Linked DNA regions of Mus musculus: region 1 is linked to region 2. Evidence: chromatin contacts called from ENCODE POLR2A ChIA-PET data. All regions are on one chromosome and are shown on one strand. The core of a region is the stretch at or near the end of the contact, and the rest is flanking DNA. Distances in the headings are between cores, read along the strand shown. Region 1 holds the start of Pex10 (peroxisomal biogenesis factor 10). Region 2 holds the start of Ski (ski sarcoma viral oncogene homolog (avian)).

Evidence for each region. ChIA-PET counts read pairs that join two places held with the same protein, here RNA polymerase II (POLR2A).
Region 1: POLR2A ChIA-PET joins it to region 2 with 10 read pairs in embryonic stem cell. The contact joins the promoter of Pex10 here to the promoter of Ski in region 2. POLR2A ChIA-PET finds 5 or more read pairs at or near these places in 2 of 5 experiments (Patski and embryonic stem cell).

What each region holds. Positions count from the first base shown.
Region 1 is chr4:155,065,321-155,068,672 of GRCm38, reverse strand. It overlaps Pex10 (peroxisomal biogenesis factor 10), which reads right to left and starts at 1,643. Exons shown (of 6, transcript NM_001042407.1): 1 at 1,499-1,643; 2 at 770-850; 3 at 1-10. The coding sequence starts at 1,604.
Region 2 is chr4:155,221,025-155,224,593 of GRCm38, reverse strand. Ski (ski sarcoma viral oncogene homolog (avian)) reads left to right here and starts at 2,059. Exons shown (of 7, transcript NM_011385.2): 1 at 2,059-3,042. The coding sequence starts at 2,074.

The DNA.
Region 1 (3,352 bases), core at 394-2,893, 160 kb after region 2:
GTCTGGTAGCCTGAGGATTAATACACAGTGATGAGGGTCCAGGGACAAGTTTCCGGGCCAGCCTGTGTCGTCGTCCCCCCTCCAGCCTCACCAGTCACCCTGAGACCTAGCCAAGGCCAGCACAACTTCTTGTTAAACCCACTGTGGCCTTGCTGTGATTTCACCATGTCACAGAGACGGCCACTCTGGAATGGGCCTTGCATCTCCTGTTGGTTCCTACTCCCTTAAGTCTTTATTCTGTTTTCCAGTCCTTCCTCTGCTGAACTCATACCCCTGTCCAAGTGATGGGATCCGATCTTGTGGCTTTCTACCTTCTAGATGATGGCTGAGTCCTAAGTATCAGGCATACATACCACTGCTTACCTGACGCTGTCACATGGAGTCAGAATAAAAAGCCCCCAAGCCTACCCATGGCTTGCAGCTAGCTTCTAGTACTCCACCATGCAGACGATGAATCCTGACTTCCTGTTCCTGAGGCCAGCCCTGTGGAGTACCTTGTGATCTTTCCATGTGTCTCACCATGACCCTGCTCGTACCCTTCCCCCCACTCGATAGCCTCTTCCTTTTTATCTGCCTCGTACCCCATAAATGGAAAAGCCCATCCTGCTGAGAGAAAGTCTGGGGCAGTGAGTGCCCTCTGGCCAGTATCTTCCTTCCCGGAAACAGAGACTAATGCAGGTGATTTCCAGGAGCCTTCAAGCATCCCCTCCAGACCTGGGTGGGTTGTGGGCCCCTCAGTGCCCAGGACCTGCCGAGCACAGACAGCTACCTGCAATTGTGGTGAGGCCAAAGTAGGCTATGTCCGAGAGCAACTCGATCTCTTTCCTCCATTCCAGCCATTTCTTTGCACCTGAGAGAAGAAAAATATTAGCTCTAGAGAGGTGAAGTGGTTCTCTTAAGATGACTCCCAGCCGGGTAGTGGTGGCACACGCCTTTAATCCCAGCATTTGGGAGGCAGAGATTTCGAGTCCAGACTGACCAGAGTGAGTTCCAGGACAGCCAGGGCTACACAGAGAAACCCTGTCACTCCCGAAGGGCAGGTAAAGTCCAAGTCAAGTCACTCCTAAGACGACCCTCAACAACTCGTCTCTCCCTTCACCTCCTCTGCTGCCCTTGGTGACCGGAATGTCTCCGAGACGAAGACCGCCTCTTAAGAAGCCCCGACTGTAACTGTCTTGAGTCAGGTACTGTCCTAGAGACATGGAGCCCAGGAAAGTCTAGGTAGTGCTAACAACATAAGCCAGAGGCGACCTGTTTAGTATCAAACCTCGGCTCTCTGAAATCCCAAATCCCTGCCTGTGTGATCCACGTGTCTACCTATGAGAGTAATGACGTTAGGTCCACCCTGTAGGGGCGTCTGGAGAATAAATGGGCAAATGCTTGAGAAACACTAAAGCAGAGACCTGCAATGTGGTCAGCAGTGTGTACCTCTGTTTTGATCCCCGCTTTCCAAGCAAACTCTGGAGCTGCCGCCTGTCTGGGTGCCCGGAACGCTCACCCGCTAGGCTGTGCAGCGCTTCACCCGCCGCGCTCCGCAGGCCTCCCAGGTAGTACTCGTCCTTCTGCGCTGCCCGGATCACTTCAGGGGCACCCGCCCGCGCCATGGCCCGAATCGCAGAGCTCGCACCGCGCCTGCGCACCTCGTGGGCGGGGCCTGTGACGCTCGACGTGCGTCCGTCGTGGGGCTGAGGCTGCGAACACCACGCGGGCGAAGGCGGAGCCTAGGCGTGACATCTGTGGAGGCGGAGTAGTGGGCGTGTCCACGACATAGGGGTGGGGCTACCCGGGGAGGGGTGTGGTCTGTGCTTGGAGGGTGAAGCGGCACAGTGAAGTGGCGGGTAATGACAGGGAGGAGGTAGATACCTAGTGGGTAGGACCCCCGAGAAAGCTCAGCCTCGCAGATGTGTTTTTGGCCTGATTCAGGTTCAGTTTTCTGGCAGGAGGTACGTGTCTCTGGGCTGCAAAAGTGGATCTTTTGGGATAGCCACGTGATTCCAACGGACTGCTGAAGGCTCCAGTTGTTGGAGTTCCTCCCTGCCCATGCCCTGGTTTCTTCAGCTTGGGTTGGGCAATCCCAGATAGCACCTTTGACCACTGCTAGGAGGCAGTCACGGCTCATGCAGAGGCATGAACTTCTAGCCAAATCAAATGTGACAGTTTGAAATGTAGATTCTCTGAAGGCCCAAGGCCGCTTGTGCTGGAAGACTTTTCAAACTTGGAAGCTCATTTCTACCATAACCATGGGGTATGGCCTGTTCTAAGTGTCCCCGCCTGGACTGCTCCTTACACGCGACTGCTTTTTTGCATTCTCTTCTCTCAGCCATGGGGAACAAGACCAGAAACACTATTCAAGTATCTGTTGTTCTCAGGGATACGGCCTAAGTAAGCGTCTCTCTCCGTGGGCTTAAATCCTAGGCACAGCGGTGCCTTGATCCTCAAGTTCTTCCTTTGTGGGCTCTCAAGGATTCTTCCTATGGGACAAAACCCAAGATGGCCAGCAGGTGGAGCTATCAGCCCATCTTTTCTACTAGCTTGGGCTGCTAGAGCTTGTTAACCCAAACAGATCCTGCACAGATCAGGGAAACAAGAGGCTTTTCAGTGAGGAGAGAAAGTGGAAGGGCAAGATGAGTAGTGACATCATTGTAGATCAGTTCTCTGGATTCTCGGATGACCATGTGGCCTGGAGTCCCCCTTTGCTTCAGTGTTTCAGGGTTCCAGAACTCTGCGGTGGAGGTAGAGCGAGAGCTCTTGCTTACGGAAGGGGCATACGGCCCTTGCCACCTCCCACCCCTTGCCTTCTGAAGCACAAGGATCCTAAGACTGAGCCTTGTGACTTTCTCCTTGTAAACTCTTCCTCCTGCTTCAAGGATGGAGGACAGAAAGGCCAGGCTCCTGTTTCTCTGTGTAGCCCTGGATGTCCTGGAACTCACTTTGTAGACCAGGCTGGCCTCAAACTCAGAAATCTGCCTGTCTCTACCTCCCAAGTGCTGGGATTAAAGGTGTGAGCCACCACTGCCCAGCTCAACAACTAATTCTAAAGTCATACACGCTGTGGGTTTTGTTGTCCTGCCTGATGTCGTTTGCCAGCTCTGGCCACTCTGTTTTCTTTTTTTTTTTTTTTTTCTTAAAGATTTATTTATTTATACGTAAGTACACTGTAGCTGTCTTCAGACACTCCAGAAGAGGGAGTCAAATCTCGTTAAGGATGGTTGTGAGCCACCATGTGGTTGCTGGGATTTGAACTCCGGACCTTCGGAAGAGCAATCGGGTGCTCTTACCCATCTCACCAGCTCCTAAAAAACTCTTTATTTTTATGTTTGTGAGTACATTGTTGCTCTCCTCAGACACACCA
Region 2 (3,569 bases), core at 810-3,309:
TTAAACTGTCCTTCAGGGTCTGGTTTTGAATCCTTGTGTCAGCCCTTTTGTTATATGTTAGCTACTTTGGGTGACACTCTGCAAGATTGCCTTACTTTGATCCCAATGTATAGCCAATATATGGAGGGCCAGTGTAGTCCTACTCAGGCCGTAACCTAGATACCTGCTATGCACATGGATACTTGGTTCCCAGTCCTGGAGGATGCAGGGTAAGGATCATAGCAGCTGCCAGCCTGAGAATCACAGAGATCTGCTGTCCAAGCTATTGGCTAATGGCTGGCTCAAGAAGGGCCAAAAGCTACTAGACGCAGCTTCTTCAATATAGGATTACGTTCCTAAGTTCCCACCTCACAGAACAGGGTCCAGTAGACAGATGTTGCTGGTACCTATATCACTGATGAGAGGCTGGGTCACAGTTCATGGGGTAGTCGGTGTTACCTGCCAGTGAGTGACACAGGGACTCTCCATAGCTGTACCTCCTCTGCATCCCTAGGTCATGCTGTGAGCTCTGCAATCCTGTGTTGTTCTTGAGTGTGGAGTTCTGTATATCACTACACATGGAAACCCAGAAGTACTTTGGGCAGTCCTGCTCTGAAGACCTTGAGTGGTTCTTTGTGCAGGCACATGGGTTTTTGAGCTATCTTCTCAACATAAGAGTAACCTGGCATGAGTGTTCTGTGGTGTCCTTTATGTCACCTGGAATGCGTGTTTGTGTTGCCCCTATCATATGGGGGTAGGAACTTCGGTTGTGTGGCGACCCTAGGGTGCTTTGAGACGTTCTTGTATCAGAACCCGAATGTTTTGTGGCATCCTTGCTATGAGGAAGGGAACCTGGGTTTTGTTTTGTGGTGTCCTTGTTATGAGTGTCTCGTGGAGCACGACGTCCAGCAGTGTGGGGAGTGAAGGTTACTTCACAGTGTCTACCTAGAACGGGAACCCCGGGATGTAGGGCGGCAGCGGCGCAGATCTACTGCGGACCGCCGCTCAGCTGGCCTGTGGTTGTGGCAGGGGCCTTGTGGGTTTCGGGGGCCCCAAGACCGTGGTGGCAGCAGGACCGGAGTCTTCCCAGCCGCGCAGGAAGCGGCCTCGGCCGGAAGGGGGGCCCCAGGCGCCTCCGCTGTGGCCGCCTCCAGTGGCCTCCACAAGGCGGGGCCGAGCGAGACCGAGTAGGGCCGAGCAGGGCCGAGCCGGTACCGAGTAGGGCCGAGCGGGGCCGAGCACTGCCGAGAGGGGCCGAGCTCCGGTACGGGGGAGCCGAGCGGAGTCGAGCTGTGGGCGGACAAAGCCGAGCTTGGCCGAGTCCGGTCCGGGCGTAGCCGAGCGCCACTGAGCCCGGGAGGGGGAGCGCGCGTTCTTGGAAGAGCCCGCCCGGAGCTGGTCACATTCCTGGCCCGCACTCCGGCTGAGGCGGACGCACGGCAACAAACAACGCGGGAGGCGGGGCTGGCGCGGGCGGGGCGGGGCGGTACGGGGCGGGGCGGCGCGCGGCGGCGTGAGCTCAGCTCCCGGCGCTCAGTCCGAGCCGGAGCGAGCCGCCGGAAAGATGTGCGCCCAGTGCGCAGAGCCCCGCGCCGCCGCGGCGCTCTGAGGCCGCGGGCCAGAGGCGCCTCCGCCGTCCCGGGAGCCGCGCGCGCGGGCCAGCGGGCGGCCGGGAGCCGGCAGGCGGCCGCGCGGGCGGGCAGGCCGCCAGGGGCCGGCGGCGGGCGCGACGCGGCCGGTCAGCACCGCCGGGACGAGCCGAGCGGGCGCCGCGCGGTGGGAGGAGCGGGGCAGCGGCGGCGCGCCGCGCGCGCGGGGGGCCCGGGCGGCGGCGGGCGCGGCGCGGGGCGCGTGGATGTGGCGCCGGGCCCGGGCGGCGGCGGGCTCCAGCGGCGGGACCCCTTCGCCCCGCCCGCCTTCGCCTTCGCGCCCCCGGGCGAGGCCGAGGCCGGGGCCGTGATCGGCCGTGAACCGGCGACGGGGGGCGGTCGTGGCCGCGGTCGCGGGCGGCGGCGGGGTGCGCGGGGCGGCGGCGGAGGCCGTGGGGGCCCGGGCGCACGGGAGCGGGAGCGGCCGGGGGAGCCCGATCGCACCATGGAAGCTGCAGCGGCCGGCCGGGGCGGCTTCCAGCCGCACCCGGGGCTGCAGAAGACGCTGGAGCAGTTCCACCTGAGCTCCATGAGCTCGCTGGGCGGCCCGGCCGCTTTCTCGGCGCGCTGGGCGCAGGAGGCCTACAAGAAGGAGAGCGCCAAGGAGGCGGGTGCGGCCACAGTGCCGGCGCCGGTGCCCACTGCCGCGGAGCCGCCGCCCGTGCTGCACCTGCCTGCCATCCAGCCGCCGCCGCCCGTGCTTCCCGGGCCCTTCTTCATGCCGTCGGACCGCTCCACCGAGCGCTGTGAGACCGTGCTGGAAGGGGAGACCATCTCTTGTTTCGTGGTGGGAGGTGAGAAGCGTCTGTGCCTGCCGCAGATCCTCAACTCGGTGCTGCGCGACTTCTCACTGCAGCAGATCAACTCCGTGTGCGATGAGCTGCACATCTACTGCTCGCGCTGCACCGCCGACCAGCTGGAGATCCTCAAAGTCATGGGCATCCTGCCCTTCTCCGCGCCCTCCTGCGGGCTCATCACTAAGACGGACGCCGAGCGCCTGTGCAACGCGCTGCTCTACGGCGGCGCCTACCCGCCGCCTTGCAAGAAGGAGTTGGCGGCCAGCCTGGCGCTGGGCCTGGAGCTCAGCGAACGCAGCGTCCGCGTGTACCACGAGTGCTTCGGCAAGTGCAAAGGGCTGCTGGTGCCCGAGCTGTACAGCAGTCCCAGCGCTGCCTGCATCCAGTGCCTCGACTGCCGCCTCATGTACCCGCCGCACAAGTTCGTTGTACACTCGCACAAGGCCCTGGAGAACCGGACCTGCCACTGGGGCTTCGACTCAGCCAACTGGCGGGCCTACATCCTGCTGAGCCAGGACTACACGGGCAAGGAGGAGCAGGCCCGCCTTGGCCGCTGCCTGGACGACGTGAAGGAGAAGTTCGACTATGCCAACAAGTACAAGCGGAGGGTGCCCCGGGTAAGTGTCCCCGGGTCTTGGGGGTTGGCAAACTATGCTCAAGGTGGGTGGGTGGGGTCCTTCTGCTCTGGGTCCTCTGGGTTCAAAAGGTTGGGGCTCGTGGTTCGACCTTATCAGGCCTTGGGTTGATTTGATTTTAGAAAAGTAGGGGGCTTGTCGGTCTCTTGTGGGTAAGGCCATCTTCGTGTTGTCTGAGCGCTGCTCTTATGGAGTAGAGTAAACGGGAGAGCCCTCTCGGGGCTCATAGCCCTTGACCATTCAGGCTAAGCTCTGAAGGTCTGAGAAAGTGGCAACTTCAAGCTCTGGGAGGTTAGAGTGCCTGGACCTAGGCTGTGACTTTCTGGCCCATATCACCATGGGACCTTGACAGAGTTGTCCATATGAGAATGAAGCTTGCCCCTTTCTCTCTTGTGGCTGGGATGCTTTCTTGCCTGTGGTCCTCAGCTGAGTATCCATGCATGTTTACTGCCTCTCCTGTTTTTCCTTTAAATACTGGGGCACAGACAGCTAAAGTGAAGCTAGCTAGC